2 separate regions of the Homo sapiens genome follow, and region 1 is linked to region 2. Evidence: chromatin contacts called from ENCODE Hi-C or POLR2A ChIA-PET data. All regions are on one chromosome and are shown on one strand. The core of a region is the stretch at or near the end of the contact, and the rest is flanking DNA. Distances in the headings are between cores, read along the strand shown.

Region 1 (4,462 bases), core at 334-2,833, 450 kb before region 2:
GCCACAGGCCAGACAGGCAGCCTCTGGACATGCAGACAGAGAGATGGAAGCGGCCGGCCGGGCGGGAGCCTGAAGCAGCCTTACCCAGGAATTGCAGGGGTTGGGGTGGCGAGCAGTCGCGGCGCCTCAGCCTAAGTGGCTTTTAGGGGCAGCTGCCGGGATATGGGCACCCAGGGGGCCATGGCCCAGGAGGCTGCCCAGAGGCGAGCCCTGTGCTTGGGTGGGGGCAGGGGAGCCCAGCCCAGGGCCCCGGAGAGACGAGAGGGAGAGGAGGACTGCGCCAAGCCTGCTTCTACGGCTCACATGGGGAATTGCCTGGGCTGGCTGTGCCTGACCCCTGGGAACCAGGTATGTGCAAGGGGGCCTGGCTGGGCTGGGGAGGAGGGCAGACTGGGGCTGTGCCTGGACTCAGCTACCTTCCTATATTGGAGACAGAGGAAGAGCTGGGTGGTGAAGATAGCATGGACTCCGAATCTCACATCCCTGGGCCCAAATGGAGCTGAGGAGGCTTCGTGGGTCTTTTCCCTCTCCAGGCCTGTTTGCAGGTCTGTGAAGTGGCCGGTCCCCTAGGGTTGTTCCAGGTAAAATGCACTTAGGCCTAAATGATTTCACTGTGGTGGTGACTGTCCTGTTGGGGAAGGAGGGACACTCGTGCTTCAGGTAGAGGCTGAGGGACGTGGACGGCTGTGGGCAGGGGAGGGGAGGCCTGCTGCCTGCCTGTGGACACTGTGGAGCAGCGCCTGTGCACACCCAGAGCTTAGAGCCCAAATAATTCAGTGGAGTGTAGCCCATGTCAGGAGGTGGGTAGCAGGGACCCTCGAGACTCATATCCTTTTGTCACCCTGCAAAGTCACAGTCCAGGCCTGGGGTGGGCTGGGACACAAGTGAGGGGGCCGGCCCGGCCAAGGGAAAGAATGGCAGCAGGGCGTGGGAACCGACGCGGTGCAGATAGGCCGAACACGGTGGGTAGGCCAGGGAGTCTCCCAGCCACTGGCCCCCAGGATGCAGGGAGGGGCTGCTGCGTGTCACTTTTAAAGCCCTTTTTGCCTCCTGGGCCCTCCTGAGACTCTGCCCTGGGCCAGGGAGTCTCCCAGCCACTGGCTGGGAGGGATCCAGGTGAGACACAGCCGAGAGGAGACAGGCAAGGGGGTCCGGAAGGGCTTCCCGGGGAGGGTGGGGAGGGCTGTGGCCCTTGTTCTTACCCTTTGGCCCCTTTGTCGGGGTCCCTTGGCCTGGAGACCCTTTGTCCAACCCGTCGCCCACCTCAAGACCTGCCTCGATGCTGCGCATACAGTAGGTATCCAATAAATGTTCCTGGGATAGAAGGCAAAGGCGCTGGCACCAAGGCGGCTGCCCAGAGTAGGGGCGAGACAGAGAGGTCCCGGTGGTTAAGGGGTCCCCTAGCCCTGCCGCCTCCCCCTGCCCCGCCTCGGGCTGGCCGGGCGCGGAGGTAGGGGCCTGGCCGGGACGGCTGGGACTGGAGGCGGGGGCGGCCGGGCGGCGGGGGCGGGGAAGGGGCGGGCGCGGAGGCGGTGCCGCAGCCCGAGCCGGAGCCCGAGCCGGATCCCGAGGCGACGGGAGCCGAACAGGAGCCGCCGCTGAAGCCACCGCCGGGTGCCCAGCGCCGCCGCCGCCCCCGAGCTCCCCCGCGCCCCTGCCCGCGGGCGGCCGGTGGGCAGCGGGCGCCATGGCCGCGCCGGAGCCGCTGCGGCCGCGCCTGTGCCGCTTGGTGCGCGGAGAGCAGGGCTACGGCTTCCACCTGCACGGCGAGAAGGGCCGCCGCGGGCAGTTCATCCGGCGCGTGGAACCCGGTTCCCCCGCCGAGGCCGCCGCGCTGCGCGCTGGGGACCGCCTGGTCGAGGTCAACGGCGTCAACGTGGAGGGCGAGACGCACCACCAGGTGGGGGCCAGCGCTCGCCCCCGGCCCGCCGCCCCCTCCCCGAGCGCGTCCCCCTGGGGCGAGCAGGGGTCGCACGGGGGCCCGAGGGGGCTCCCGCGGGGAGGACGCGGACGTTGTCGGGAGGCAGCGGCCCGGCGCCTTCGGAGTCCCGGCGCAGGAAGCTCAGTCCTGCACGGGGGTGGGGGGGGGCATCCTGGCAGGGAGGGGCCCGCACTGCGGCTCCTGGCCGCTGGCCTCGCCCTTTGGTCGCGTTTTGGCCTCAGTGTGCCGTGAAGGAGGGTGTTGGGCCGCCTGGAGCCCCTCCGGAAAGGTGAAGACCTGGGTGCTTTTGCCTGGGTGTGTGTGTACACGTGTGCGTGTGAACACAGCTGGGCGTGTGTATGCAGGTCCCTTTGGGGTCAGCCATGTGTGCATGCGCCTGCCTGTGCGTACCCAGGAGGGGTCGCAGTAAAGGCATCAGTGTGTCTGCACCTGTGTGTGCTGTAGTGTGTGTGTGAGTATACAGGTCTGCACGTGTGCCTGTGTGTGTGCAGGTCTGGACTCCTGGGCGTATGGGAGCTGGGCTCTGTGTGTGTGCACGCCTGGCTAGTGTACTCATCACTGTCTGCAGGCCGGTGAGTCTTTGTGTCTGTACTCTAGTGTGTCCCAGCTGGTGTGTCTGGGACCGGGCTGAGTTGGTCATTGCTGGCAACCACATTCCTTAGCTACAAAGGCACTACTCCTCCTCAGAGGCTGCCTAGCCTGGCTGGGGTTACTGGCCGAAGCCTCCTGCCTCCTGGCTAAGGAGAACAGAGCCTTTTCTCTGTGGGTTCTGACCCCTGAGGTGTGTCTGTCTCCCACAGGCCAGGGACTCCCTCCAGACCCTGGTTGGGGTCCAGCGTCCACACACCCCTTTTCCTCCAGGTCCCCTGTCCCTCACAGCACCGATGAATCCATAACCTGTCTACATGGCTGGTCCTGGAACCTAGAGATTAGCAGGTTGGTTCAGCTGGACCTGGAGCTGGTCTCCTGTTTACCTGGTGCCTTGTCTGTCACTCTGTCGGCCGGCCCCATGCCTTCCACCCAGAGTGTCTGCTGTGTAAGGTTGTTTGCTGAAGAATGTGGGGATCAGGCCAGGGGCCTGGACCTGAGGGATTGAGGGTAGGGCTGCCAGGGCTGGGGCCAGGCTGCTGTTGGATAGTCACTGCCACCCTCGCCCTGGGAACACCTGCTTTTCCAAGGCCCTGTGGGGCTGGTCTCTGAGGACTGGACACACAGACCATGGTGGACTCTCCCCACTGCCCCAGGAGGGCAAGAGGGGCAGTTACTGCCCCATTTGACAGTTGAGGAAACTGATGCCAGAGATTGAGGGTAACTTGTCTGGGACACATAGTCAAGAAGCAGCTGGGCACTGGGTTCCTCTTGTCTCACTCTGGGTCATGGGGAGAGAGGAGGGCTGGGGGAAGATGGGCCTGGCTCAGTCCCTCCTATCTGTTCACCACCCCTGCTGAGCCCGGCAGCTGGTGGGGAGCCTTGTCCACCCTCCCCCAGGCCGCAGGTGGGAGTAGGGCTGCCCCTCTTCCTGCCCACTTCCCAGTGGGCACTGCTTTCTCTCCGCGGGTGTGCGCTGGCCCCCCGCGTGGTCCAGACACTTCACAGGCACCTGCACGCACACACCGACGGCCACCAAGCCACAGCTGTCCACAGGTGCACCTGCCTCTCCCCCTCGCCGGCTGCACCTGAATCCTGCTTCCCTGGCTGTGTGTGGGTGCCCGAGCCAGGAGCCCAGCCCTTCCCCTCTCTGCAGATCCAGAGGGAATGGGCCCATGGCCATGGCCTGGAGGTAGATATAAGGCCTAGGGTCAGGAGTTTAGACTCCCACACTGCACGGCAGAGAATGACGGGAATGGGCACAGACACACTCAAACTGGGGCCCAGGGAGACACACCTCTCCTTCAAACCTGGACGGAGACACAGACTTTGAAACAGATGGATGCATGCGCGCACAGGGACAGGCAGACTGAAAACCTGAAGGTCCACTGTGCACCATTTTTGTCACTTCCAGACAGGACTTACCCAGCGGCCCTATCCTGCAGCCCCTTCCCAGCCCCGCCTGGAGAAGACCCTGGGCTAAGGGCAAGGCTCTGGGAGCACCCTGAAGCCCTCACAGCCTGGGCCTCAGTGTCCGGAGCCTGAGTGCAGAGGGAGGGAGCCGCTGGAGTCCGGGGGTGGGGGGCGGGGCCGGCAGGCCTCTTGGTGCAGCCACCCGCCCATGCAGACCAGCCGCCTGTCCGCACGCCTGGGCCAGCCCAGAGTGGTGCCACTGCCCATGTGCTGCCCGGAATGTGGGCCACTGACCCGCTCCTATCGCCCATTCGCCCCAGGTGGTGCAAAGGATCAAGGCTGTGGAGGGGCAGACTCGGCTGCTGGTGGTGGACCAGGAGACAGATGAGGAGCTCCGCCGGCGGCAGCTGACCTGTACCGAGGAGATGGCCCAGCGAGGGCTCCCACCCGCCCACGACCCCTGGGAGCCGAAGCCAGACTGGGCACACACCGGCAGCCACAGCTCCGAAGCTGGCAAGA
Region 2 (4,067 bases), core at 219-2,718:
TCAGCCCCCACTGCCCTCCTGGTGTCCTCCCCGTGCCTCCCCCTACCGCGGGCAGGCCGCCCCTTCCTGACCCCGCCCCCTCTCGCTCTCCCCGCAGCGGTGCAGGTGGCGGTGGGTGCGCGCGGCGAGGCGCGCGGCGCGTGGACACGCTTCCCGGTGGCGGTGCTCGCCGTGTTCCGGAGCGGAGAGGAGCGCGCGCGGCGCGGGAGTAGCGCGCTGTGGGTGCCCGCCGGGGATGCGGCCTGCGGCTGCCCGCGCCTGCTCCCCGGCCGCCGCTACCTCCTGCTGGGGGGCGGGCCTGGAGCCGCGGCTGGGGGCGCGGGGGGCCGGGGGCCCGGGCTCATCGCCGCCCGCGGAAGCCTCGTGCTACCCTGGAGGGACGCGTGGACGCGGCGCCTGCGGAGGCTGCAGCGACGCGAACGGCGGGGGCGCTGCAGCGCCGCCTGAGCCCGCCGGCTGGGCAGGGCGGCCGCTGCTCCCACATCTAGGCGCACGTTCACCCTGTGCCTTCGCCTGCCAAGGAGTCCTTGCTCGCGTCGCGCGTGTCGCCACCTGGGCCGCCGCCCCGTCCCCGCCGGCAGCTCCCTCGGTACCTCCCGTCTGGCCCTGGGGGGATGTGACCGGCGCAGCGACAGCCCGCCCCGCACAGAGGCAGATGATATGGCACACCCGGAGGACCCCATGGTCTCCCGCCCTCTGGCTGTCGGCCCTGTCCCAGGGGCACTGGGATACCCGGAAGGCTGTGAATCCTTCGTGATGCCGGGCCCTCTCGGGGATCTCAGATCATCCCCGGGGCCGCTGTGATGCACCCCCACCTGTGCGGCGACCCGCCAGGGAGCGCACTGACCTCCCCAAAGACTGTGGCCACCGCAGGCGCCTTGGACCCCCATGGGGGGACAGGGCGTCCCCTGCCTCCTGCAGCCCCACGAGGGCGGCGGCCTTGGCCCCTGCGGGCTGGGCGTCCGCGTCCGGGCGCCCCGCGGCGTCTGCTGCCGGGTCCCGTAACTTTCTTGGCCGCCTGTGTCCCCGTCTGCCGGCTCCGTCCGGCCGTCCCTCTCTCTGCCGCGTCTCTGACCCTCGGCGCCACAGCTCCTCAGCTCAGGGCCCGTCCCAGAACCTCCTTCCAGCCCTTCTCCCCCGACTCGGGAAGGGACGTCGTGCCCACGCGGTTCCGGATCCACGCGTGACCCGGCCGGACCGCGACTCCGACAGGCGGCTGTCCGGGCCCCCGATGCCCTCGGCAGGGCCGTGCCACCCCCCGCCCCCCTTGGCTTGTCCCCCCGGGACCGCACTGCCGTTGCCTCCTCTCCGCACGGGACCGGTTCCCGGCCGGCCCCAGCTTCCGCCGCTGCGGCCGCCGACCGTCAGCGCGCATGCCCAGAGCCGGGCAGGCCGGAGCCCCGCGGGCTCTCCGGGGTGGGCACAGGGCGACAGCTCGGCGGGGGCGGGGCCGAGCACGCGCGTGCGCAGAAAGGCCGGCGCGGCAGGCTGAGGAGAAAGCGGCGCGCGGAGGTGGGTGCGCTCGGGGCGTGCGGGGGGCGCGCGGCGGGGTGGCGGGTGGCGGGGCCGGGTCCCCGCTGTCACCGCGGTCGGCGCGTGCTGGGGGCGGGAGCGTGGGGGCCGGGCTGCGGGCCCCATTCGAGGCGGGGATCCCCGGCCACGCGCGGGTTGGGGGCTCCAGAGCCCGGCACCGCCCGGCGCTGCAGCTGCGGCTTGGCCTACGGGAGGGGGCGCAGGAGCGGGACCCCCTGGGCGCGAGGCCCGATCCCCGCCCGGTCGCTGGCCCGCGGCCCGGCCCAGGGCATGGTGTCGTCTGGAAGAGTGACTGTGTCACTGTTTCCTTGGGGCGCTTTCCGTCTCCGCAGGGTCGGAAATCCTCTTGGGGGCTCGGTGAGATTGCAACAGATTCTGATACGCCCTGCCCTGTGGACCTGCAGCGGCCCCGGGCCCCGCCCCGCCCCGCCCAGGGATGACACACGCCCCCACCGACCACCCGCTTGGGGGTCCGCCAGCCCCCGGCCCTGTCCAGTGGGGGGCCCCTCTGGGTGCGCCGTGCCAGGCGGCCGCTGTCCTTCGGGCCCTGGGAGGTGGAAGCCAGGGACTCCCAGCCCTGAGCCAGCACAGCGGAGGGGAGAGCCGGCCCCACCTGGGCTGGGCTGCACCTGTTCCCGCCCCCTCCAGGCGGGAGTCCCCGCGGCCTGGCCACAGGCCTTCTTTGATGGCCGTGCCCCGCAGGGAAACGCGCTGTGGCCCCCGGGTTACTGCTTGCGGGGGTGATATTAAAGGTCAAAGGTTGTCTAAAAGCCACCTGGGTGGTGTGGAGGTGCAGGTGGGCTGTTAGGTTGGTGGCTGTGGTTGTGAAGCCGATGTCACTGTCTTTACCCAGCAGCTTATTCCAGAAAGGGGGCGTCAGCCTGCCCTTCCAGTGCCGATAGAAGCACTAGCGGGTGATTTTTCCCTGTTTTGCTGTGTTTGCTCTGGAGTCACCAGGTGACTTCCAGGCAGTGTGCAGAAGGAACCGTCCCATTATTTGGCACGTGGGCCGTTTCCTCCACCCGAGGTCCAGGGCTCCGTCTTCACAGTCTGTCCTCAGCACACAGTAGGCACCTGTAGATGGCACACGTGGCGTTTCCTCCGCCCGAGGGCCAGGGCTCTGTCTTCAGCACACAGTAGGCACCTGTAAATGTTTGCTCAGTTGCGGCGAAGACAAGCAGTCAGGTTCTTTTCATTTTAAGGAACACACACTGGGAAAAAAAACCAATCCAGATTAGAGAAGATCAGAAAATCTTACGAAGATTTTACAGTTACTGTTCCTAGCCTGTGGCGTGACCCCTGCGTGCACCGCCTTTTATTCTGAGGGTTGATCCTCATCTAATCTGAACACTCAGATAGAGGCTTTACATGGAGGACTTATTGGGGAGTGCTTGCTCTACTTAGAAGCCTGTCTTTCCCTGTGAAGAGGGCGGGAGCCACGCTGTTCATCTTTGCTTCCCCACAGCCTGGCCAGGGCCGGACCAGAGGTTTTCTCTACATGATGGTTGAAGTGGATCAAGGTCCTTTTGTCGGAGTGATAGATGTCAACTATTGCAGTGGCTTTCCACTGGGTTGAGGGTGACCTTCCGAGATGCAGAAGTAATCTAGGCAAGGTTTTCATAACAACAATAAATTTGGCCACCCAGGGTCTGTGAAGTCACCTGTAGGGTAGCCTTACTAGCTCTCGCTGACCACACCTGCCAGGAGTGTCCAGCAGGCTCGAGTGACCTTGGGCATGCAGTGTTGCTCTTAATTATCTACAGATTGAGCCAAGCTCAGAAAACATATTAAATGTTTGCCTTTAGATGGTTTCTGGTTTAAAGTACATAAGGACAATGAAGCAGGTTACAAAAAAAGCACTTAACATTTACCCTGTTCAATGTTTTACCTGTCTGAGCATACCTTTTCTGTTATGACAACTCTGTAAATGGAAGAAAGAAGTCCTTTTCAACTCAAAGCAGCAATTTCAGTGGCTGTTTCAAACATTGCCTTTCAATTGGAGATAAAATCAAAGAAACAAAACCTCAGGCTTTTTACTGAGGACCAACTTGAATTCATTATTCAATGATTTTCTGTATCCTTTCAACATGTGTTTGTTAAGCGAGGTGCGGTGGCTCACGCCTGCAATCCCAACACTTTGGGAGGCTGAGGTGGAAGGATCGCATGAGCCCAGGAGTTCAAGACCACCTTGGGCAACATAGGGAGGTCTCGTCTCTATAAAAAATTAGCCAAGTATGGTGGCATGTGCCTGTGGTCCCAGCTACTTGGGAAGCTGAGGCAGAAGGATCACTTGAGCCTGGGAGCTCAAGACTGCAGTGAGCTGTGATTGTGCCACTGCACTCAAGCCAGGGCAACAGAGTGAGACCCTGTCTCTGAAAAACAAAACAATAAAAATGCATTTATTGAATTCACACTTCATAGGAGGCACCATGCCGTGTGTTCTGTGGATTTGGTGTTAAGACTTGGTCTCTGCCCTTGAGCTTATAGTGCAGTGAGGAGACAGGAGAATAAACACATGGTAGAAGCTCCCACAG

The links. Hi-C counts contacts between places; a loop is a spot of excess contacts on that map. ChIA-PET counts read pairs that join two places held with the same protein, here RNA polymerase II (POLR2A). Pooled maps may share reads with other maps.
Region 1: a pooled map shows a loop between it and region 2 (1.9-fold over the local background). The contact joins the promoter of NHERF2 here to the promoter of TBC1D24 in region 2. A Hi-C loop is called at or near these places in 2 of 168 maps with a recorded cell type or tissue (CD4-positive, alpha-beta T cell and CD4-positive, alpha-beta memory T cell), 1 of 37 single-sample maps with no recorded cell type and 10 of 50 pooled maps. POLR2A ChIA-PET finds 5 or more read pairs at or near these places in 2 of 52 experiments (AG04450 and SK-N-SH).

What each region holds. Positions count from the first base shown.
Region 1 is chr16:2,025,319-2,029,780 of GRCh38, forward strand. NHERF2 (NHERF family PDZ scaffold protein 2) reads left to right here and starts at 1,584. Exons shown (of 7, transcript NM_001130012.3): 1 at 1,584-1,900; 2 at 4,264-4,462. The coding sequence starts at 1,688.
Region 2 is chr16:2,473,659-2,477,725 of GRCh38, forward strand. TBC1D24 (TBC1 domain family member 24) reads left to right here and starts at 1,469. Exons shown (of 8, transcript NM_001199107.2): 1 at 1,469-1,512. NTN3 (netrin 3) reads left to right here. Exons shown (of 6, transcript NM_006181.3): 6 at 98-487. The coding sequence ends at 447. RefSeq lists silencers at 71-220, 291-350, 411-680, 1,081-1,570, 2,031-2,230.